3 separate regions of the Mus musculus genome follow, and regions 2 and 3 are each linked to region 1. A link is a loop called in an ENCODE intact Hi-C map of the cell type or tissue named here. Cell type or tissue: heart. All regions are shown on one strand.

Region 1 (8,000 bases):
TGGGGGGCCAGATTATTAGATATGTAGTGCCCTGTACAACTGTGAGCTCCTTGACTGCTGATGCTTCACTTTTAGCCAGGGTCAGATTTACTGCAAATATGCTTGAAGTATGCAATCTCTAGTATGTAAGGTGATGCTGGAGATTCGGATGCTTCTAATAGAAGGGGTAGAGATACAGCTCAGAAGGCACTTGCTACTAAGTCTGATGACCTGTCTTCCATACCTAGGAACCACAGGTTGGAAGAACTTGGGAAAGCTGTCCTCTGGCCTCTATCTGCATTCTGAGATGCATGTACCCTCCCTACTCAATAAAGAAGTATAAAACATTTAGGGAAATATTAAAGCTCCAAATGGTGGGTGTTCAAAAAAAAATCTGAGAGCCCTTTCATATTTTACCTGTTGCAAAGTCTTCCAAGATTTGGTTTTAAGGGAAGGGCTTTTCCTAGAACAAGTCATGACTCAGGCATCTAACTTGTAAATGCTCAAAAGATAGGAAAAGGGATAAAGATTTACAAAAAACATGTCAAGTTCTATGCAGAAGGAAGAGTGACAGCTCTGCCGGGACCAGGTGATTTAGTGTAAGCAGCTGTAGGGCAAAGAGTCTTAGAATAGTGTCACTGAAGCTAATGTCTTTCTGCTTCCACAGTGACCTTCTACCTTCAGGTGCTGCACTAATTGTTCAGGAGAACTTCTTTCCATGACTCCCTGGTCAAGTCTCTGAACATACAGAACAGCAGCCAGGATGGGTCATATCCCATATTTAGTGGATATAAATAAGCTCCATGCTTCTCACATACCCTGGCCATTCTGAAACAGGATTTCCTCTTTCTGGGTTCCCACAGAGGTCCACTTTTGGCAACAAAAGCTTCCAGGAAATTCCCAGCAGGCTTAACTTTCTAATGCATCACTCTCTATCAACCTTCCTCTTCACACCCTCTAAGAGGAAGGAACTTATCCGGAAGGCCAACATCCTGGCAGATGCCTACAGCCCTATCTATGATCAGGGTGGTGATACATCTATTTGAGTCCACATTCAAAACCCATTCAGACATTGAGTGAAACAAATGTGACCTTGCCTAGAAACAATTCTCAGTTTTAGGGGTACCATGTTATTTGAAGATTCCTGTACAGAGGCTCACACAGCTAGTTATCAGGAAGCAATCTCTTGGGACTGAATGCTTGCTCTCATAGTAGCCTGTCAAAATCCTGTTAAGAAGGGGGTTAGAAGCTCAGGCGGCTGCACCCTCCTTTGTGGATGGACAGACAGTGGTACAGCCATTGGTAAGACACACACATGCTCCTGTAAGCAGGACTAATGAAACTCGCCAGGACATAATCACACACATAAAAAGACATCAAGTGGAAGGGGGACTAGTTGAAATAGGCAGGACAATAGGGTGCATGCATGTGGTGGTAAGCATGGTCAAAAGACATTGGTAGATATGTATGAAGATGCCAAGGTGAAACCTAGTCTCATAGGATTCATAAAGATTCTCATGTATAACTTATAAAAGCAAAAAAGGAATTCCAACGGTGGGTCTCTATGCTGGACGTCAGCCAGTCACCATAGGAAGATGGTTTGGAATCAAGAGGTACAGGGCCCATCTAAATTAGTGTTGAGATAAGCAAACTGAGCCAGGAGGTAGTGCCCCATACCTTTAATCCTAGTACTGAGGAGGCAGAGGCAGGTGGATCGCTTAGTTCAAGGCCAACCTGGTCTACAAACAGAGTTCTAAGACAGTCAAAGAAACTGTCTCAGAAAAAACAAAACCAAAGCAAACTGGCACTGTGTGGTGGTGAACACTTGGGAACACAGGGACAGGAGGACTGCTGCATGGTGGATATAGTCTGGATTACACAGCAAGATCCCCTCCCCTCCAACAAACAAGCAAAACTAGACCTAGAATTTAGAACCTAAGTTGTGAATTTACTGTCTTAGGAGGCTGAGCATCTGGATGCCTCTTACTTTCCATAAATCCTAGGGAAGGACAAGAAAGTCAATATCTTATATTCATATTAAGACTTTTATCTTCTGTGCAAAGAGGATCGTGTGAGTCAGCAGGGAGGTCTGGGTCTCATTATGAGGGGGCTTTACAATGCTACTTCCAGGCCTCACACACTACACGAGCTCCAAGACCCACGAACACGGGCACCACACCTATGCACCACTCTCCAGCTCCAGTTAAGTCTTTGGTGTTTGAACTGTACAGGAGCTGTGGAGGCTTGCGTCCTGGTTATGGTGCAGGTCCTGCTGCAGTCCCAGGAGCAGCTGGTTTAGGAGAGTAAGGTTGCTGTCTCTGTGAGGCAGAGGCAGGGGAGGGAGGTAGTTCCCTTTATATTCTATCACCGCCATCTTGGCCCGATCTTGCTCCTTCCGATTCGGGATCTGTAGCATTCTTGTGTAGTTCCCATTCTGACCTTGGAACCGAGGCGCTAGCACTTTAAACAGCTTTGGGATCAAGTCCTTCTCCTAGATGGGGAGAGTTAATCAGAAAAAATAGTCACAACTGTAGAGGCATTTAACTATAGATTATTCCCAGAGGTAGGGTTCAAAACCATCTTCACAGGCTTTCCCACCACCCATTCAGGTACCAAGTTACACAGAAACACTTACAGGAAGTTATGCGGATGCTCATTTTACCCAAGTCAAATAAGAGAAATACGTGTCTAAGGTAGTTCGCAAGTCTGGTACATAAAAGAATGCCCTGCCTTCAATCTGCCAGGTACCCGGTTCTCTAAGGATTCCTTCCTCACTAGCAGGTAGGGAGCACTCACTGTGAGCCAGAAGTCAGCCATACGCATGGCTCGTTCGTTGGTGTCGCCCAGCTTTCCATAATCGATGAGCTGTGAGGACAAAACACATGGATGCAAGACGAGTCAAGAACCGAGGCGCCCACCTTACTCTTCTGTCTTACCTTCATCCAACCATCCCACCAGCTAAGCTAATTCTGGGCGCTCCTTCCTTCGGAGCCCCAACCAGCCTTCCATTTGCTGCGCAGGAGTGACGCGTTCAGCTGAGTGCCACACGGGAATTCGCTACCGTGGAAAGTTCTCCCAGCGTGGCCCTACTCCCCACACACGGCCAGAGCGGCGGTCTGAGGCTGGACCCGGCGGTGAATAGCTTGGCTCTCACCTTCTCCGCGTAGCCCCTCATCTCGTCCGCGCGTGCCCATGTCGCCTCGATGCGTTCGTGGCGAACTAGGCCCGTGAGCAAGTTCCGCAGCAGATGGATGCGGGACTCCGGACCCAGGCCCAGGCGGCGGTAGACGCGGCCGTGGGAGATAGCGGCAGCCAGCGACAACCTCATGCTCTCACCTCAGCCCCTCCTCTCGGGGGCCCGGAAAGGGAAACTCCGAGCTGTGTGTGCGCGCGCGGGGAGAGGGGGAGCAGAGGGGCGGAGGCACGTCTCAGAGGACGCATGCGCAGTAACTCGGCGCGTGGCTACCGCGTTTGCGCGTGCGCATCAGAGCCTGCCTAGCTGGCAGTCTGAGGGAGGGCGGCCCGACGTGTTGACGTTTCTGGAGCGACGAGCTGGGCGGGCCTCAAGGTCTGCGGTGCTCTGTGGCGAACTGGGATCTCGGCGCCCCCTGCCGGGTTTCTCTTGCACTGCGTCGGCTGGCTGGGGCGTTCTTGGAGGAGGCGCCTTCCGGGCGGAGCATGCCGGGAAAGTGAGTACCTGAGGAGAACTGCGTCAGAGGGGTGGGCCTGTGGTGGAATGTGGCGCTCTTGCCTGAGGAGTTGCAGTCCTGGCTGGTTTTGTGACGATGCCAGTTTAAACCCAGTCTTTATTAGTGATAGTGAGATAAATTATGTCCAGGAAAGCTGCAGGTATTATGTTCTTTTATTGACATAAATAAAAACCTAAGTTAGCACTAAAAGCTAAAGTAATGGACAAATACCTGACATTTAAAAAAAAAAAATTATTCTTTTCTCATACAATATACCCAGACTGCAGCCTCCTCTCCCATCACTCCTCCCAGCCCCCACTCTCCTTTCTCCCCTTTCTCCCCCTAGAAAAGAGCAGACCTCCTAGGGACATCAACCAAAGCACAATAAAACCAGGCACAAGGGGGTGGGGCAAAAAACAAACAAACAACAACAACAACCAACAAAAAAACAAAAACCAGGCACAAACCCTAACATCAAGTGTGGACAAGGAAACTCACTAGGAGGAAAAGAGTCCCAAGAGCAGGCAAAAAAGTCAGAGACATCCCATCTCCCACTATTAGGAGTCCTCCCAAAAAACCAAGCCAACAAACTATAACACATTTGCAGACAACCTAGGGCAGAACCTTGAGGGCTCCATGATTGCCCCTTCTTTGAGCTTCCATAAGCCCTGCTCAGTTGATTCTACAGGCTGTCCTCACCTGTGTTCGACCCCTCTGGCTCCCACAATTATTCTTCCTTGTCTTCTGCTGGGTTTCCCGAGCTCCAAGGGGCGGGACCTTATGTAGGCCTCCAACCCAGGTTCTTTCTCCTCTTAATGTTTGTCAGTGGGCCTCTACATCTCCCATCAGCTGCAAGAGGCAGCCTCTCTGATGACGACTGAGTTAGGCACCAATCTATGAATCTAGCAGAATATCACTAGGAACCATCTCATTGAATTTTTTTTATTTATTTTCGGCACTACAGTTTGGTTCTTCCCTAGGTCTCTGGGTGGATGAATACTTTTTCTTAAAAAAAAAGTTCTGTGTGTTTGTGTGTGTGTGTGTTCCCTTCCATTGCTCAGCATCCTTATGGCTCTTTGAAAACAGTTTTCTGGGAGGAATTGGGTGAAAATATAGTCTAGCTCTAGTATTTAACAAAATGATGATCATATTAGGGCTTATTTAAAATGAATTCATCACAGTTGGAGTTACTAGGACAGAACAAATAACACATTTCAAATGGAAAAGGAGTAATTTTTAAAATAGTTTCATTTTAGAAAAATAAGTTTATGATCATATACAATATGAAGAAGTTGAGGTGGCTCAGCGCTAAAGAGGGACCCAGAGTTTGATGGAATCAACCTAACCCTTCAGATGGTGTTTCACTCTGGAAATAGTGATGAGCAGTTTCCAACTTGGCTTACATTCTTCTTGGTGTTCTGTCCCCTCCCTGCTTCATTTCCTTGTATTCTTAGCGAGGTGAACTGCCTGTTGCTGAAATTATAAAGTCCTTCAAGGTCAGAGAGGAACTGATTCATGCATTTGGCCTTCTTTCCTCTTTCCTCTTGCCTCTGCCATCAAGCCCGCTGCACTCTGTTTTTTTTTTTTTTTTTTTCTTTTCTTTTCAAGCAGTTCTTGGCATCAGCAATAGTGTTTGGGTTTGGTGTCTGTAGATGGTATAGATCCCTAGGTGGGGTGGTTTTGTTCCCACATTTCTATGTATGTTCTTTTGGGTCTAGGTTACCTAACTCAGGATGATATTTTCTAGTTCCATCCATTTGCCTGAAAAATTCATGAAGTCATCATTTTAAATAGCTGGGTAGTATTCCATTGTATAAATGCACCACATTTTCTGTATCCATTCCTCTGTTGAGGGACATCTGGGTTGTTTCCAGCTTCTGGCTACTATAAGTAAGGCTACTATAAAGATAGTGGAGTATGTGTCCTTGTTATGTGTTGGAGCATCTTTTGGGTATGTGCCCAATAGTGGTGTAGCTGGGTCTTCAGGTAGAAATATTTCCAATATTCTGAGGAACAACCAGATTGATTTCCAGAGTGCCTGTATCAGCTTGCGATCCCACTAGCATTGGAGGAGTGTTCCTCTTGGATTGCAACCCAATAGGAAAAACAACAATTTCAAGTAACTGGACCCAGCAGAGCTCCCAGGGACTAAACCACCAATCAGAGAGTATACATGGGTGAGTCCATATACATATGTAGGAGAGGATTGTCTTATCTGGCGTCAATGGGAGGGAAGTTGCTTGGTTCTGTGGAGGCTTGTTACCCCAGCGAAGGGGGATGCTAGAGGGGTGAGTACCTTCTTAGAGGCAAAGGGGAGAGGGGATGGGATGGGGGGTTTGGATAGGGGAGACCAGAAAGGGGGAACAACATTTGAAATGTAAATAATTGGGGCTGGAGAGATGGCTTGGCAGTTAAGAGCACTGACTGCTCTTTTGAAGGTCCTGAGTTCAAATCCCAGCAAAGACATGGTGGTTCACAACCATCGGTAATGGGATCTGATGCCCTCTTCTGGGGTGTCTAAAGACAGCTACAGTGTACTTACATAAAATAAATAAATAAATCTTAAAAAAGAAATGTAAATAAATAAAATAATCAATAAAAGTAGTAGTGCAAATGAACTAGTGCAGATCTTATGTAGTAACATGATTAAATACCATAAACATAATATTCAGTAAAGGCAGTAAGTGCAAAGGACAATACTGTATTATTAAACTGCCTGTTTAAAACAAGATCTGATCTGTGGTGTTAAATTCCCCTTGGTAAGTGAAAAAAGGACAAGTGTTTAGAAGAGAGCATGGGATAGGAACGTGGGTGTATTGGTAATGTTCTATAACTTGACCTGGATGGTCCAGGAAGGAGCATGTTTGTCTTGTCGAAAAATCACTGAATGAAACATATATAATTTGCATATTAATTTTAGTATAACTATTGTATTTTAGTTAAAAATGTAAAAGAGACTATTTATACCTATAGGCTTATATTTTTCAAAACCTACTTTAATAGGGGTTCTTAAACACTTTAACCTCCCTTCCACCACCCACCAGTGGAAAGGAAAGGTTAATAAGGCAAAGAGCAATGTGGATCTGTTTAGAAATAGTTCTTTTTTGGGTGATTCCCATCTTCATTGTCAGGATATTAGCAGTTCAGTTCACACGAATCAGCGACAGTAGCTTGATCCACTCACAAACACCATTCACACATCAGCAGTGGCAGTTCAGTGAAGAAGAAATAGGCTCTGCCAATTGGCCAGAGTCTTCAGAAGCCGCAAGAAGCCTCTGGAACACCACCAGAAGGTCTTTGGTCCATTTCTCTCTACAAAGTCATGACAAAAGATGATCAGTGAAGAAGACAAGGTGAACCAATGCCATAGCATAGTCAGTGAAGATCAACATCAGGAAAGCCCAACCAAGACCAGCAGAGTGGCAAGGTAAACCTATGCCACACAGTGTCATTCACCATCTGTTAGGTTATATTTATACCCTTTCCGAACATCATGTGTTTTCTCAAGTGTCTGCTCTAGCAAAACACCATATATCCTTTTTTCCAGGCAGCTTCCAGAAAAATACCACATGTCTGTTCTCAGTAAAACATCCTCCCATGTGTCTGCCTCAGCAAAACATCCTCTCATAAGACAGTTTCCAGAAAAACATCATATGACACAACTGAGTCTCCAAAGAAATCAGAAATTTCCACTTCATATGTCCTTGATAGCTTCAATTCATGAGGGCCAATCTTTGATATGGTATTAATAAAGATCTCTAAAGATGTCCATATCCTAATCTATAGGACCTGTGAATATGTTACATGAAAAAATGACTGCATATACAATGTACTATCATTGGCCTGTTGTAATAGAGCTGGTTCAACTACATATGGTGGTGTCCTGGTTAGGGTTACTATTGCTGTGGTGAAACACCATGATCAAAGCAACTTGGAGAGGAAAGGTTTTTAGTATAGCCTATTCTTTTAGGTAACAGTCCATCATTGAGGGTAGTCAAGGCAGGAACTTAAATGGGGCAGGAAACCGAGATAGACATTGATAGAGAGGACATGAAGGGATGCTACTTACTAGTTTGCTTCTCATGACTCACTCAGCCTAATTTCTTCTAGTACCCAATGTGGTGGTTTGAATAGGATTTACTATGGACCAGCCTCAGTCAGCCCCCCTCAATCTGCGGGAAATTGGGGTTCCGGACAGGTGGGCAAGGAGTTGGGATGAAAAGGGTGACAAACAGCCATGAACACAGAGAGTGTGTATCTGAATGTAATTTGTCTCAAAGCAAGCACCAGTCTTATAAGTGACTTTTATACAAAACAGAGGAATGCATACAA
Region 2 (8,000 bases), 75 kb before region 1:
CTGTAGCTTTCCTCAGTGAACCCATTTAACATACTGTAAGACAAGAAGGTTACATTTTTCAAATGAGAAATAGAATATTCAGAAAGTAAATGATTTCTTCAGCTAAATATGGTGGCCCATGCCTGTGTTCCCAATAATCAGGAGGCTGAGGCAGGAGGATTGCCATTTGTTTTGTTTGAGGTCAGCTTGGACTAGTGTGAGATACTGTCTCAAAACAACAACAACAACAACAACAATAGCAACACAGAAAAAAATTAGATGATTCCCAGCTCCAAGAAACAAAGAAATTAAATAACTCCCAGCCCCAAGTGGCAAACTAGCATTGGGACCTGCCATAAGGCAAAAACTGCCTGTCTGTAGTCTTGAAGCTGAAGGAGCAGAAACTATGGATGAGCAGAGGTGGACAATATTGGTCAGAAGACAACACAGCGGAGAGCCCACGTGCCTTCTGAGAGATGAAGAGAAAGCAAACCCAGAGATCCATCAGTTCTCAGCCGACTAGTTTCCACAATACTGAAGTGACCCACAATTATTAGACACATCCATGCCCTCACAATAAACACCTCATTCTTGAGCCTGCCCAAGTAATTTTATGCTTTCTGTATCCAAGAAGGCTCCATTAGAGTAGAGCTGAGCTGGAGGCTTTACCACAGTGTTCTTGGTACAGAAGGAGGGTGGTACCAGATCCTGGCTCATAGCCTGGGTAGATACAGTCTTCAGAGTTCTGAGACTGGAGTCTGAGCTCTCCCCTTCCAATGGGTGTCCATCGGTCACCTGCGCTTGTAGAGACAGGGCTGAAGTTTAAGGCCTGAGAGTTGGGCTTTGGGTCCTACTCGAGGAGGTCCGGTCTTTTCAAAGTCAAACAAGAAGAAGTGGCTGTTGGTCAGGTCCTAGAAGCAGAGAATACCAATGAGCTACAAATTTTCACTCCAACCACACATCTCAGTGTTTCCCCTGCTCAGAGAGCATCTCACAGCCCCTCCCAGAGCTTTGTCTTGAAAGAGCAAAATTCCCATCTCTGGGTTTACAGCCTCCCTCCTGAACACCATTATCTGAAAGAGGTTAAGAACTGGGCAGACTTCTCGGGGACCCCCTCACCTTGTAGATAATCTTAAAGCCGAGTTTGGTCACAGCCCCCAAAAAGGTCCGAATATCCTCAAAGCGGCTGCTGACTTCAGCTACTTTGAGAAGACCCCTGGGAAAAGGAGGAAGTCATGTGTGAAGGGGTGGGCACCTGTATGCACATCAAAACCATCTGTGTTCTAGGGACTCACTCACCCTGTTTTTAGCACTCGATTTGCCTCCTCAAGGAAGTCCCTGATGTTAGTTCCCATCAGTGAAAGGCAAAACACAGCCACATCTACAGATTCATCCTCCAGAGGCACCTGATGAGGAAGAATGTTCAAGAGAGCACACAGTGTCGGAAGAGGAAATTCAGCACCAAATGCTTGAACTGGATAATCGGATAGGAAGACTAGGAAGAAGGGTTAGGCCAGACACACAGAGGGGCTTACCTGGGCCATGTCACATACTGTGACCCTGGGGTCCAGAGAAGCCAAATCAAAACAGTGCACAGGGTTCCGGACACTTGAAGCTAGGCGGCAATCTCCACAGCCAAAGTCAGCTACCACTAAGGATGCAGGCCTGGGAGTGGAAGGGAGGAGAGGGCCACTTACTGGTCTGGTCAAAGTCTTGATCACCAACACCACCCCTCTCATAGTGCATAGCACCCCTCACCCCCATTACTTCTGGCGGAGATCTTTGGCAATACGGTCCACTGGGTGCAGTGGCCACTTCTTTACTTGTCTCTGGAAGCCACGGTGATAAAGGAGAAAAGCCTCAGGGTCTTCCTGGAATAGGCGTCGGGCAGCACTGCTGGGCCCTGAGTACAACTGTTCATTAAGGTAGCGAAATCGGGCCCCATCCAGGCGTTGTGTCATGCGTGCTCGCAGGGCTCCAGCTCTAGACTCTTGACTATCTGACTTTGGGACAGGAGGCACCTCAGTCTCCTCTATGGAAGCCTTGGGAGGAGCCTGCTCTGGTGTCTGGAGTGGCCGAAATTTGTTCTTGTGTCTCCGCTTATTTTTCTGCCGGTTCCGCCACTGCTTGCGGCTCAGGGTGTGTGAGGAGTTAGGTGACATAGACTCAGGGCTTGGCTTGGATGGGTCAATTGTAGCAGTACTCGTCCTGGAATTGTGAACTGCAGAGAGGGAGATGAGAAGGCATTTGAGGTTTGGTCCCCTAAATTCAGAGGCATAGCAAGTCATCCTGGCTACTCCCTTGTCCTTAAGACAGAGTCTGTAGCCTGGATAAAAGTGCCTCTTACCATCCAACCCGTGTGCGTGCGTGTGTGTTTATGTAAGAGAAAGAAAGACCTTTATCATCTATGCAGTCAGTTCACAGCCTCCCCACCCCCATATTCACACATACTGATACCTGTTTGGTCAACACTGTCCAGGGGCTGGGTTAGGTGTAAAGAGGAATATTCCTGGCATTTTCTCTTTCCTTTTTCTTCTCCAGCAGAGACCCCACCAAGAGGAGGAGCTTGTCTGTGGCATTTTCTTCTTATTTCTTTCCCCTCAGAGTCACTGATGGATGGCGCCTGTTTCTGACATTTCCCTTTTCTTTTCTTCCCTACTTCCTTTGAGACGCTGGCAAGTGAGGGCCTTTGGAGGTGTCTCTTCTTCCTTCCTACCTCCTCCTCCTCCTCAGAGTCACTGCCAGGTAGGCTGGGGGTTTGTTGGGAGAGAGATGCTGCTTCCAGAGCCCGTAATGTGGCCAAGAGATGGCGGCGCTTGCGTCCCTGGAGGCAAACAAGGGATGAGAGTGTGTGTGAGAATGGACGAGGCCTGGAGACTAAGAAAGGAGAGATGGGCTTCAGCTACTGGTCGTTCTTCCCATCCAAAGTTAACAAGTTTGCTGTGAAGTCAGCCAAGCCCAGAACATTCAGGCTGCAATCCCACCCTCTGGGAAACTGGAGGGCAGAAAGTGTTCCCATCCTACTTTTCTAAGCGTGTAAAGGATTGCCTGTTGATTTCCTTAGAGGAATGTGATAAGCACACAAACAACAGGACCAAGGCAAGACAGCAGCCATCTTTGCCTCCCACTGACAGCATTCTAGGAGCAGCAGAGGGTTTTTTGTTTGTTTGTTTTTTTTGTTTTGAAACAGGAAGGGCAGTGTCACACATGTCTATTAAAAATGTTCCTAACTGGCCAGCAGTGGTGGTACACACCTTTAATCCCAGCACTTGGGAGGCAGAGGCAAGCGGATTTCTGAGTTCGAGGCCAGACTGGTCTACAGAGTGAGTTCCAGGACAGCCAGGGCTACACAGAGAAACCCTGTCTCGAAAAAAAAAAAAAAAAAAAAAAAAGTTCCTAACTGCAGTAGAGAGAAGCTGCACACAGACAAGCAGAAATGGACTACAGAAATGAGCAGAACATCCTGGGCTAACTGAAGGTCAGGAACACCCCAAGGGGATACTGAAACCCTCATATCTGATGAGGTTCAAAGGAAAAGGCCTGCTTTCCGTGAAGCTGATTTGGGGTTCAAGTCCTGCTGCTTGTCCTCAGCTAGACCCTTACCTTGAGCCTCTTTTGAATAGTAATTCTGATAACCTCCCAGTCACTTGCCTTTACTCTAATATACTTTCTACACTGCCACTAAAAATCCTCTAAAAATCCTTTCAAGACTACGGATTCAGCTCAGTAATAAATGCTTATCTACCACGCTGAAGCCCTGGAATCGATCCTCAGTATATAAAGTGATGCCAGGTGAGAGAAAACTTGGAGAAGCCACTCCACTGCTAAAACAACTCTACTGATTTCTACCCTTAGTGTACAAAAAACTTAAACTTTTCAAGCTCTGCGCTCCACGCTCCACGCTCCGAATCCCGCATTCCTATTTGGACTATCCGGATCTTCAGATCATAACTAACTCCCTCACCACCCCGATCCACGATAGCATTCAGGCTCTCCCTCTAACCAATACGACCCCCGGAGGGTAGGCTTCACCTCCTTCAAACAGCCCAGTGCAGGGCCGCTCACCTTGACTGGCGGGGCAGTCGCCGGCCTAACCTGTGCTGTCGCGGCCCCTAGGCCCACGATGGCTGGGGCCGCCTCCACCCATTCGGGCTCTTCGAACATACCACCCGTAGCCCGCAGGGCCGGAGGAGCCTACGCTCTGGCCCACGTGCAGCGCGCGTCAGGGAATCCTAGGGCTGGAGTCGGACCAAACCGGGCCGGAAGCCACCGAGTGAAATTCTGTGGTAGCTAGAGCGGCCTTCGCGGAGCAGAGCACCATAGAGCGTAGCCGCTGGCGAGCTAGAGAGGCAGTAGGAGGTCGGAAGGGAGGGACCGCGGCCCGCGCTGGCCCGAGCTGGCCGGGGCGGGCCGGGGCGGGGCCGGGCGGCGGGCGCGGCCGGACGGGAGTTCCCCCGGAGAAGGCGCCTGCGGCCCGAGTCCCGGTGAGTGTGGGTAGCTCCGCGCCCTACCCCACGCTGTCTTGCAAACCCGTCTCTGCGATCTCTGCAGCAGTTCTGAGCCGGGGCCGCCGGGCAAGGACCCCTGTCCCCTCCCCCGGGTGTTTGCAGCTTGGGTCCCTTCCCCCACCCCCAAGCCTTGCTCGAGGGCCGGGGCTCAGAGCCGGCTGACACCAACTCGGGAAACTAGCAAAGTCTACCCTACACCCCCAGACCCTCCTGCTCCTCGAGCCAAGGGGTCGTCCGCTGCCCGAAGCCCTTCATAGACAACCACTGTCCCTCTCGCGACGCTCCCCATCCCAGCACTGACACCTCTGTCCTGAGGGAACTCACACAGAGAGTCATTCTCTTGTCTCTGTTCTCCCTCAGTCCCCCGAGGCTTCCCCAGTCCCGGGGTCTCTGTGCCGGGACGCTGCTATGGACGACATTTTCACTCAGTGCCGGGAGGGCAACGCGGTGGCGGTGCGCTTGTGGCTGGACAACACAGAGAACGACCTCAATCAGGGGTGAGCTGAAGCGTTGGCGAGTGAGACGGCTACAAGTCCTCTCTCCGCTACTCGGGGTGCTCATGTCTGGCGGGGGCGGCTGACTTTGCTATCCAGTGTAAGGAGTAGTAGTAGTAAGCAAAGCCTGTTGATGGAGGAACGTCTACACAGAGGAAGCTGTCGGAGTTGGGTTTGTTTTTTTTTTTTTTTTTTTTAAACTAAGTTTCACAATCCGGTTCCCGGGAACTTTGCAGCCTCTATGAACTCATGTCAGAGGCAGACCTGAGTGCCAGAAAATTGTCTGGAATTACATGTAGCTGGAGGATGAGTTTCTGCGCCCTAGAGCGTTGGGTAGAAGTGGGAAAGGATATTAGAGGTCTAAAGTTCTGAAGCTTATGTAGTGATGAGAGTACCCATTTGTCAGGCGTCACCCTGGACGCAATTGCCTTAAAGTGATGTTTTGGATACAAGAATTGAGACAGGGTTGGGGTGAGAGCCCTAAAATCATAAGGATGAAGTAATTGAGTTGGTATGGGATGTGAAGGGGTTGTCAAAGATGACCTGGGGTTTAAAAGGAGGTTTGGGTACTTGGATACTTGGCAGTTGCTGAGGTTCCATTATGGACTGGCCACAGTTTTGGTGACACTACAGTGACTTGGAAACGCTTGGCAGGTTGTTAGTCATGCAGATTTAAAGTTCAGGAGGTCGGATTGGGAGACCAAGATGCCACAAATAGCATTTAAATGGTATCTGAAGACTCTATAATGTGGAATGTAGTACCTTAGAAGAGTAGAAAATAAAGGCAGAGGTTGAGAAGCCTGGCTGACAGGGAACAACCATCAGAATAAGAAATAAGAAATGGATTAAGATTAGAGAATGGATGTTTTAATAAAAGAAGAGTGGTTAATTGTAGGCTACTGAGAAGTTAAAGAGCATGGATGAGCATTTAAAAAGTCTCATTTCACTTACATTTAGGATGAATTTGATCTTTTGAATGCTATTGCAGAACAGTAACAGGAAAGTGCATTACAGTGGGTTCCTTCACATAAGGAACCACTTGTGGTTGCTGCTAGAGTCTTTGAATCAGACATAATCTACACGCTAGAGATGGCAGGCTTCTCAGGGAGAAAAGTGAATGGGAGGTGAGGAAACAGATACTATGAACACTTTCTGAAATACTGGCTGATAACAGAAGCAACAAGTGCAGTGTTGAGAGTTTAGTTCGTAGTTTTTGGTTTGCTTTTGGAGACAGGGTGTCATGTAATTCAGAATGGCCTCCAGCTCTCCATCCTACTGCCTCAATCTCCTGAGTGCTGGGATTCCCATTTGTTGCCACTGTATCTGACTATAAGAGTGTATTTTTTTTTTTTTTTTTTTTTTAGGTTGGGAAGGATCATCTTTGGTCCTAGGCTAGGTTTCACTAGCTTTCATTAGGCTGTATGTTATTTCTCTGCTAGATTCAAGGTTATTTGTTTCATTTTTTCCCACATAACTTGTGTGCTCTGGTAAAAACTAAGCTGTCCTGTTTTGTTGGTAAGAAAATAGAAGTTTAGGCTGTTGTCCAGTAGGAGTGGCATCTTGGAAGACTCCTTGCTGTCAAAAGGTGAAGGATATCATTAGGGAAACCAGAAAGCTATGGTGGCTTGAGGGGACAGGGCGTGGGTGCTGGAGGTGGTTAACTCCCTGAAAGCTTTCTTGAGATAGAGATCCAGGCCCTGAGGTGACCGTCCTCAAGCTTGGGCTTGCTTGGAGGCCACAGACTTCTGGAAGTTGTTCAGTCAGAACATGTGAAATCTGGGAGACAAGAGTGATAGCAAGGGATAGACTTATATCCGGGAAAAGCCTTTGCTGAGTTTAACAGATGAGGGCAAACTAGAGGAACAATTATTTAAAGCTACATACTTCCTTCAGCTGTTGGGGGATTCTAGTTGACCAAGCCAGGATCAGCTCAAGGCCCCTCCTCCAGTCCCCTCACAGGAAGTGACCACAGCACTAAAGTATCTGGAGGCTGCAGGCCTAGACCACAGACCGCCCCCTGTTCCGCCCCTCAGATCTGCATCCCTGGGCTGGAGGGAATTTCCTTTTATGGCTTCAGGCTGTCAGTTTGACCCAGCCCATCCAGTTGTTTTGTTTGTACACTTCTCTTTATAAAATATATGTCCTTAGGGGATGAAAATACAAATCAGGTAACGGTTTTTATTCAAAAGCTCCCATTTACATTTTTCTCTGAGTTTTGGATTGGTAAGTAGGATCATCCTGGTTTGTGGGATTATCCGCCCCATCAGTAATGAAAAGCATGTTTGTCATTGTACCCCCAAACATTTTCGTTCCATTCCATTGTTAGATGTTCGTTTCAGTAACAGAGCCAAAAGTAAGCTTGTTTCCTCTCCTAAGTTATAGCCTGTCTTCTCCAGTATGCCTTCTCCCCTATTAACCTACATACAACATCAGCTTTCACCCCATCCTCAAGCATATATGATCCAACAGTCAAGATAGCTCACATTAACAGATTCTTACAATCCAGTCAGTTGAACTCTACAGTAAGGAGAAAACAACGCAAACAAAGGATTATAGGTGTGGCTAAAGACGTATGAACTGAAGATAAAGCATGTGTCAAGTATACAAGGTCCTGGGTATGGTTCCTAGCACTGTCAAACGGGAAGACAAGAGAGTAGGGAAGCCAGAGGACCCCAGGAAGAATACTATCACCTAGTGGACTAGAACTGCTAGGGAAGGAGTTGTGGTTACAGTGATAAACCTTACAGTTGTTGGGGCATCTAGGTGCTTGGGTGTGAACCTCATGGGAAGTCTGAACTGAACTTTAGGAATTGCCAACGTGAGTAGGAGCTAAGTCCTAAAGAGGCAAGCCTTCTCGCTGACTATAGAATCCCTTTTCCCCCATGAATCAAAGCTTTTGTCCTTCCCAACTCCAGCTTACTGTCTGTGCCCTTTTCTCAAAGGGATGATCATGGCTTCTCCCCCTTGCACTGGGCCTGCCGAGAAGGCCGCTCTGCGGTGGTTGAAATGCTGATCATGC
Region 3 (8,000 bases), 170 kb before region 1:
GCAGCCTCATACTGTTTGACAGTCATGAGTGTGTCTTCCATGGTCTTGGTGACCAGTGTGTTGATGCTAGAGACAAAGAAGTTCACAGCCCCTAGCAGCGTCTCCCCATTCTTGCACAGCAGCTTTTGTGTCTCTGCATTATAGCCAAATTCCTCCTAAGGGCAGAAGGGAGGCACAGGCATTGAGTAACACTCCTTACCTGACTGCAGCTGTAGAGCCCTTCATATCCCTCCATCCCAAAGAAGAAACAGCCATCAAAACTACAACAACCAGACTGCCTCTAGCAAGGCTCTCTTAGCCACAAAGTTAGTAGGGTCCCTTGGCGATGCCTGAGGTAAGAGTGTGGGGAGTACGAGTTCTTAGGTGAGTTTACAAGACAGAACACGGAGAGCTAGTGCAGCAGGCAGGGAGGGAATCTGATTAGGCCAAGCACCAAAGGCATTCTTGATGATGTGGAGACAGGTTACTTATGAGGTACTGGTGAGCCCTCTCCCACAACCCTTCCAACTTCTGGGCCTCTGTACAAACCCTTAGGCTGCCTCCATAGGTGAGTGATGCTGGGGGCAGGACTGGGCGCACCCCAGAGGGGTTCTCCCTGGGGGCTGCAGGAGGGAGGGAGGGAGGGAGGCTGAGGAAAGCCTGCCTGGAAGGACCAGGGCCCAGTACCCCCACCCTCTTTGTTTTGGCTGAGGCACCTGAAGCTCTGGGGACTTCTGGCTGAGGTCAGCAAAGGCATCACCTAGTGCATGCTGGGTCTGCAACAGGCTGTAGAGGTGGGCTGTCAGTGCCCGGCCCAGCTGCAGGACACTTTCATACTTGCGCTTCGTCTCACGCAGCAACTCAATCTGCAGCTCTAGCTCCAGATCCACAGTCCGGGAGCCTCGGCCAAATCTCTCTGATAACAGCTGCTTTGTGCACTGATTGGAAGGGGGGGGGGGTGAGGTCAGAAATCTAAACTCCACCCCAACAATGAACTACTCCAGCACCCCCGTTCTCTTAGTCATAGCAAAGACTACACAGTAAGACCTGGGGAAAGGGAAAAGGTCCCCACGGAGAATTTCTGAGGAGAAGCACTTGAATCTTACCTTATATGTGTTGATGCCCCATTTCTTGACGATGTCAAACTTTTCTCCAGCGATGCCCCGGGCCACCTCGTCACCAGGGCCAGAGGGTGACGTGCTGTGAGATGGATGTCGGCCAGACCCTAAAGGACCAAGTTCTCTGACACCAGTTTCTCTTAGATAAAACCATACACTTCTGTGGCTCACTCCTCCCCCCCACCCCCCCAAACACACGAAATGACCTCTCTGAAGAAGGACTATCTAGACAGACAACTGCATTCTTCTGGTCACTAGGGGGAACAAGGACTCATGTCCTGACAACCAAATCAATTCAATGTATGTATCTGGCATTCTTGGAGTAGGGTAGGAGTGTTGTTGGTGTACGAGATAAGCGGGAATAGAAGCAAACATGACATGTGCGATTGGCAGGATCAAAGATGGTGAACACAGAAAAACAGAGAAGTTGGCTTATATTTCTAGGTAGAATTCTAGCCAGTAAAAGAGTCTAAAATGAAACTCTGAGAAGCCTCACAAAGCTCCAAACTGGCCTTAAGCTCCTGAGTGCTCATAACCTTAAGGTCTTAACTTGGCTCAGATGGTGGCGGCAAGGAGGAGAAGACGAGTGAGATTATCTTCGAGACTGACTGGCCAGTGGGAGGCAGATGGGCAACTCTGGGAGCTGGCCTGGGACTGGACTGTCTATGAACTTCACACCAGCAGTTCGCAAGCTCTCCAGTCCAGGAGTCAAGCTTTCCTGTATGTGTCTATGTGCCTGCAAACTGTCTCAACACCCCACCCCTCAAGCCTATCTCTATCATTCATACCTGTGGGGATGAGTCCGTCACCAGAGCCCCCATAGCCACCAGACACAATGCTAGTTTCATTGAGGTTGGGTCCTGACACCATCACCTGCTGGAGGTCCTATAGGTCAGAGAAGAGGGGGGCACCTCAGGAACACAGGGATGGATGAAACATTTTGGGGACGGAGACAGTGCATAGTAAAGTCTGTACAGAACCATAAAGAAGATTTGAAAAGTATGAAGGAGTTTAGTTAACTGAAGGCTACCGGGACAGGGGAAATTAAAGGTTTATAAGTCAGGAATGTATAACAAAACAATGAGAAGAATCAAACAGAAGCACCTGCTCCAGCCCATCGTCTTCAGGAAGCTGCCCAGCTTCGCCATTTCCGTGGATGGGAATCTCCATTGTGGCTGCCTTCCCTAGAATCCCGTCCGTCATGGCTAGGGAAGGGACTGGAGTCAAGGTCTCCACCCCAGCACGCTGTAAAGCCCAACACAGACAATTCTGGAAACTGGCCAGCACTCCAGAACAAGGAGGCCTTCCCTGTGTTCTCAGAGGTTTCAGGGGTTGTCTTTGGGCTTGGGTGTCCTGGGATCAGCCACCACGGCTTTCCTTGAGTTTGTGTGTTTCTTCTCTTCTGAGGACATTATCTCTACAGATGCATGCATACCAAAGCCTCGGGTGTCTTCTCATAACCCCCCTACCTCGCCTTCAGTAACCATTCATGCATTCAGTCATTCAACAACTATCTAGTGAGTGTCTATTATGAGTGAGATACTGAGGCAATGGGATTATAGCAGTGAGGACCAGAGGGGAGGTCTATGCTCTCTGGGAACTTAACCCTGCAGAGGCAATGTTTACCAGAACCCTTTCCTAGGCTCAGACTCTCACTTGCCACTCAGGCATGCTCTACAATCCTGGTCTTTCACATTCTTTGGTGTTCCTTCCCCTCTTCCTTCAGCCGGTCTGGGCTCTTCCTTTCTCCATCTCATGCACCTGACTCCCTTAGGCCCTCCCCAGCAGGCCTTGGTTGAAGCAGTTAGTGAATGTTCCTGGTGTCAGGTGAAAGGCTCTCTTTCCCAGGACACGGGCAATCCCTTCCAAAGTCAGCTGAAGCCTCCCAGATGTGAGGGGCTCCCCCCACCCCCATACACCTGGGCATCAGGTGTGTCCTCATCCTTGCCAAGGGCTCAGGGCATTTTGCCCTCAGTACAGGTTCGTGCGTTCAACTTCCCTTCGTCCAAGTATGTCCTTCTCACCTGGGCCGGGCCGCTCTTCCCCTCAGGGCGCGAGGCCCGGACCGCGCGGGGACCTCGGGTTCCAGTTCTCGTCGCGATCCTAGCAGCAGGTCAGAGATTTGGCGGAAGTGACATGCTCTCTGGGCAGAAGAAGCCGGCCACGTCGCAGAGAAAAAGGGCGGAAGTGACGTTTGCAGTTGTGGGCAGGACGAGCCTGGAGCTACGCCTTCAAGCTCTTGGGGAGTAGTGAGAGTTTACTTCCGGGGCGACTCTGAGAGCTCTAACCTCCCCCCTCCGCCCCCCCAACCCCGCGCCACCCTGCCACCCCGCCACGGGCGGAAGTGACTAGGGCTGTGCGCCCTTGGCGTGATGGAGCAGCAGCAGCAGCAACTGAGAAACGTGAGTGAGAGCGCAGTTGCTCTCTGGGTTAGACGTGCAGTTTGTTTCCAGGGGTACACGCAAGAACCCGAGGGGGAGACGGGCTGTGCATCCCGGGGAGCCTTAGCGGTGGTGAAGTCGTGGTTCCCTTTTCTCTCAGTTGCGAGACTTCCTGTTGGTCTACAATCGGATGACAGAACTGTGTTTCCAGCGCTGTGTGCCCAGCCTGCACCACCGAGCTCTGGACGCTGAGGAGGTGGAGACAGTGTGGGGGTCCCAGAGTTGACAACGTGACGTGACACCCTCCCCCAGCCCCCCATCTTCTCCCTCTTTCTTGACCTCACTCCTAGGCTGGGGACCGGGAAGGAAGGAGGCGGGCTTGACTGGACCCCTTTTAGTTTCTACTTCCCTCCGTCTTCCTTCCAGGAGGCCTGCCTGCACAGCTGTGCTGGGAAACTCATCCATTCTAACCACCGCCTCATGGCCGCTTACGTGCACCTCATGCCCGCCCTGGTCCAGCGCCGCATCGCGGACTACGAGGCTGCCTCGGCCGCGCCAGGTATTCCTGCAGAACAGACCAGAGACTCGCCATCAGGCAGCTAGCCGTCCCTGGCCCCTGGAGAGAAGGTGCTTGGATGGGCTCCTCTATGGACCTTGGGCTTATCTAAATGTGTACAGAGAGATTGAGCTTGAAAGCTGGGTGCTGTTGCTCCTTTTCTTGGAGCCAATAAACCCGTTTTTACAGTCTGGTTATTTGTCTATGGGTACCAGCCTTTATTCTGTCATCTAGTGCATGTGTACTGCCTTTAGCCCTGGAGGTTGATGTAGTGCCTTCTTATGTGTAGAAGGACAAATTCAGCATTCCCAGCACCCCAGCAAAAGCAGGGATTATGGGTAGAGCTTTAAGGTTAGTAATAGCAATGGGAAATTGGTTCCAAAAGGAGAGCTCTCAGTGGCTGTCCTTGGGACTAACTCAAGGACCTGAATATACATTGACTCATAACTAGTTTTTATTTTCAGCTGTCAAAAAGAATTGCTGTGAACCTAGGGGAAGAAGGTAAAACCAAACAACAAAAGCAGGAAGAAAACTCTACCCCCTTAGGCTTTAGCCACTGCTTCCTAGGAGGTCAGTGACAACAGAACAAAGACAAGCCTCTAAGAATTCAGGAATGTTGACCATTTCCCCAATTTACTCTCTTAGTACTTCCTGCCTTTGTGAAATTAGCAATAAAGACTTTAAACAAAGAAGTGCTTTCTTGTCTTCAGAGTCAGTCAGGAAGGCAGCATTGGTCAAACCTCAGGAAGAGAACTCGAGGGAGAGGGAGATGGTGTTAGGGAGGGATGGTTAAATGCCATCTGTGCCCCTCCTCTTCGGGTTTGACTGCTTGTCTAATCTAGTTTCAGCTCTCTACCCTGTGCCTTACACTAGTCTCACTGTAACTGCTCTGATGCCAGCTTCTCTATTCTTGTTTCATTACTCCCCACCCCCTCTTGTGGGATTCACATGTGTATTCAGGAGGAGTCCTTTCCTGGCAGCTGCCGGTTCTGTGACTTCATTCCTAGTGTGGAGATGGGGAAGGAAGGAGGATGTGGCATGTACCACCTTGTGGGGCTTCAAGGATGACAGCCTGCAGGGCAAGCGACAGCATGGGGTCTGCATTTATTACTGTTTTACAGGAGATGGAGCACAAGTACTTGTGCTTGCCAGGCAAGAACTTTTTTTTTTTTTTTTTTTTTAATGTCAGGCTATAAACCATTCTTAGTGCTCAATGGCTTCTGGACACTGAGCATAGAAAGAGCCACTTGCTCTTTGCCCCAATGTCACAGGCAGGGCTGAGCAGCTAGGCCAGGTCTGTGGTGCTGATCTAGGACAGCATCTTCAGGGCAGCAGGCAGGAACTTGTAACAACTAAGCTCCCCACTTCCTCTTCACTGCTTCCCGTAATTCCATCCCATCCCTTCCCTTCCAGTATTGCATCAGGTGACCAGCTTTCTTTTTTCTTTTTTCTTTTTTTTAAACAGAGGAATTAAATTCCTCGTCAAAACCAACTATTCACAGAGCAGATTTGCAGAGCAGATTTGCTGTCCTACCCCCCACCTATAGGTCAGAAATAGGCATCTATTTATTTATTTATTTATTTATTTATTTATTTAGAGATGTGGTCTCATGTACCCAAGGCTGACCTGGAAATTGTAACTAAAGATGACCTTGAACTCCTGGTCCTTCTGCCTCTACCTCCCAAGTGTTGGCCAGCCAAAAAGTTGAAAATCTTAGTTGATTCCATATTGAGAGGCAGATCTTGCTCCAAGGCTTGTTATACATGCCTGTAATCCTTAACAGGGCAAGAATTGTAAGTTTGGAAGCAGTCTGCACTGTTAGATCAAGACTCTACCAATAAAGTGCAGCTGGAACATTAAGCCTGATATTCTTTGCACTACAGCAGGCTGTTTCTCTAAATCGTGTCTGTTGAGTTATTTTGTATAAATTTATCATACTTACTCCTTTTAATTGTGAAACTAGGAGGTATTATTTTTCACTAGACAGGTAAAGAAGCAAGAAAGCAGACCTTAGGAGAGCCCTGTCTTACACAGTTCTTGGAAAGCAGATTTTGGTGTGTCACTTTCCTTTCTTTTCCTTTCCTTTCCCTTTTCTCTTTTCTTTTCTTTTCTTTTCTTTTCTTTTCTTTTCTTTTTTTCATTTTCCTTTTAGGTGGTTTTGCCGTGGACCCATTGGCCTTCAGCTTGTGATCCTCCTGTCTCAGCCTCCTAGATCCTGGAATTACAGACACAGGCTACAACCTGTTGCTAGATAATTCTTTAGGCATATAAAACTTGCTGACCAGGAGCTTCCTTAAAGAATGACCTGACTACAAGATTAATCTTATTCCTTGACAAGTACACATGTGAGTAGAGCAGCTTGTGAACTTGTTAGTTCCCAAAACCAGGAAGGTGGAGACCCAGGATATTGTGTGGCTGCCGAGAAAGCGCTACGTCAGCACCTGTATGTATCCTTTCAATAAACATGTGCTGTGAGTTGTCTGTGTTTCCTTTCTTCCTATGTCACACATAATTAGTAATTGCTGAAAAAAGACTAGGAAACAGATATGCCCGAAGCCTACTCTCTGAATGACCTGAACTTTTTTTGCTCTGTCTTGTTTTGTTTTTGAGATGGTCTTACTATGCAGTATCACACCTTGGATTCAAATTAGCTGGCCTTTACTTCCAAGTGCTGGGGTCACACCTATGCCCTCCACACTAAGTGTAGAGAGCTCTTACACCTAGCACTATTTGTAGCTTGTTTGCCTTCAATGCAAAAGCAAATGTGCCTCAATCCGGCCTGCCAGTCCTTTTCTCCTTTCAGTCTCCTCTCCAGTTTCTTCAACATTTAAGAGAAACCCCTTCGTACTGCCCACTTTCTATACTTGCTGATTGTTTTCAGGTCTTGCCATTGGCATGGTAAGGGCAGGGCAGAGTTCTCAAACGCAGTGTGCAGGAATTATTTGTTTTGCTTTTTTGTTTTTGAGACAGAGTTTCTCTGTAGCTTTAGCTGTCCTGAAACTCTGTAGACTAGGCTGGCCTCAAACTCACAGAGATCCATCTGCCTCTGCCTCCTGAGTGCTGGGATTAAAGGTGTGTGTTATCACCATCTGGCAGGGATAGTTTTGTTGGTTTGGTTTGGTTTTTGAGGGGAGAGGGTTTCAGGAGGTCTAACTCAGGTTTTTGTACATGTTAAAAAAGTGCTCTACCTTTGATCTATATACCCAGACTAGGAGTAAATTTCGACATAGTCTTACCACATCACAACCACTGGAGGGCAGAGGTGGTGGTCCTGCCATTCTGACTTCAGAACTTCACTGTCTGTTCCTCTGCCCAATCTGTTTGCTTTAAAGCTGTTCATCCATTCAACCTGCTCACTGTTTTACTCTTCTCATGGACTTTCCCCTCTCCCCTTAAATAGCTCTTGTACTTCTATTCACCACTTCTGCTTTGATGTTTATACAGACAATCCATTCAGTAGTTAAGATCACTTCATTCCATTTAGTTGTGTCTTGGCTATTGTCATCATTCTAAGCCACCCAGTCTTCAGAATACTGCTACTAAATCAAACAACATAACACTATTTCTTTAATTTTATTCACTGACCATATTCTTTCTGCTTGGTTTAGAAGTCACTGTCCCTATAATCATTTGATTTTATTGTAGCTTTCCCATTCTTTCTTTTCTCACTAGCACTTCTCTTTACATTCCTAGCCAGCTTAAATGCCAGTGATATTCCTGCTAGAGCTGACTTTTTTGTAGGTGTCCTTCCCTCTTATGACACATTTGTGTCTGCATTTCAACAACTACATGCTACTTAAGGAGATCATTGTAGAGCATATTTATGCCAGTTTGAATTCATGGTTAAGTTCAAATGGAATCTTGGCTCTCAGACTCTCATTGAGTATGTGTGTGTGTGTGTGTGTCTTTTGTTTGAGCAGTGTATCACTCTGTAGCCCTGTCTGGCCTGGAAATTCAGAGATCCT

What was found. Peaks named below come from ENCODE experiments on the same cell type or tissue, not always from the same donor. Only the 100,000 strongest peaks of a DNase experiment are listed, where the experiment ranks them.
Region 2: a loop joins it to region 1, with 5 times the contacts of the local background. A loop is called at or near these places in 29 of 42 quality-filtered maps.
Region 3: a loop joins it to region 1, with 4 times the contacts of the local background. A loop is called at or near these places in 21 of 42 quality-filtered maps.

Annotation. Positions count from the first base shown.
Region 1 is chr7:105,807,675-105,815,674 of GRCm38, forward strand. Mrpl17 (mitochondrial ribosomal protein L17) reads right to left here and starts at 3,413. Exons shown (of 3, transcript NM_025301.2): 1 at 3,134-3,413; 2 at 2,776-2,844; 3 at 1-2,470. The coding sequence starts at 3,307. The coding sequence ends at 2,183. In heart, no CTCF peak of the experiment used is centred here; DNase peaks (open chromatin) are centred at 867, 3,477 and 5,127; H3K4me3 peaks cover 1,906 bases; H3K27ac peaks cover 2,002 bases.
Region 2 is chr7:105,732,254-105,740,253 of GRCm38, forward strand. It overlaps Rrp8 (ribosomal RNA processing 8, methyltransferase, homolog (yeast)), which reads right to left and starts at 4,331. Exons shown (of 7, transcript NM_025897.2): 1 at 4,045-4,331; 2 at 2,437-2,803; 3 at 1,747-2,200; 4 at 1,515-1,644; 5 at 1,279-1,385; 6 at 1,099-1,195; 7 at 1-890. The coding sequence starts at 4,143. The coding sequence ends at 771. Ilk (integrin linked kinase) reads left to right here and starts at 4,337. Exons shown (of 13, transcript NM_001161724.1): 1 at 4,337-4,463; 2 at 4,848-4,984; 3 at 7,924-8,000. The coding sequence starts at 4,896. In heart, no CTCF peak of the experiment used is centred here; DNase peaks (open chromatin) are centred at 1,798, 4,388, 4,938 and 6,968; H3K4me3 peaks cover 4,669 bases; H3K27ac peaks cover 4,654 bases.
Region 3 is chr7:105,637,124-105,645,123 of GRCm38, forward strand. It overlaps Arfip2 (ADP-ribosylation factor interacting protein 2), which reads right to left and starts at 3,293. Exons shown (of 8, transcript NM_029802.4): 1 at 3,122-3,293; 2 at 2,202-2,342; 3 at 1,886-1,982; 4 at 1,086-1,204; 5 at 696-917; 6 at 1-155. The coding sequence starts at 2,300. It overlaps Timm10b (translocase of inner mitochondrial membrane 10B), which reads left to right and starts at 3,322. Exons shown (of 3, transcript NM_019502.3): 1 at 3,322-3,499; 2 at 3,639-3,734; 3 at 3,905-4,723. The coding sequence starts at 3,470. The coding sequence ends at 4,081. It overlaps Gm22504 (a small nucleolar RNA gene), which reads right to left and starts at 5,353; the gene lies at 5,215-5,353. In heart, a CTCF peak has its summit at 7,283 (motif pointing right); DNase peaks (open chromatin) are centred at 2,378 and 3,278; H3K4me3 peaks cover 2,595 bases; H3K27ac peaks cover 2,415 bases.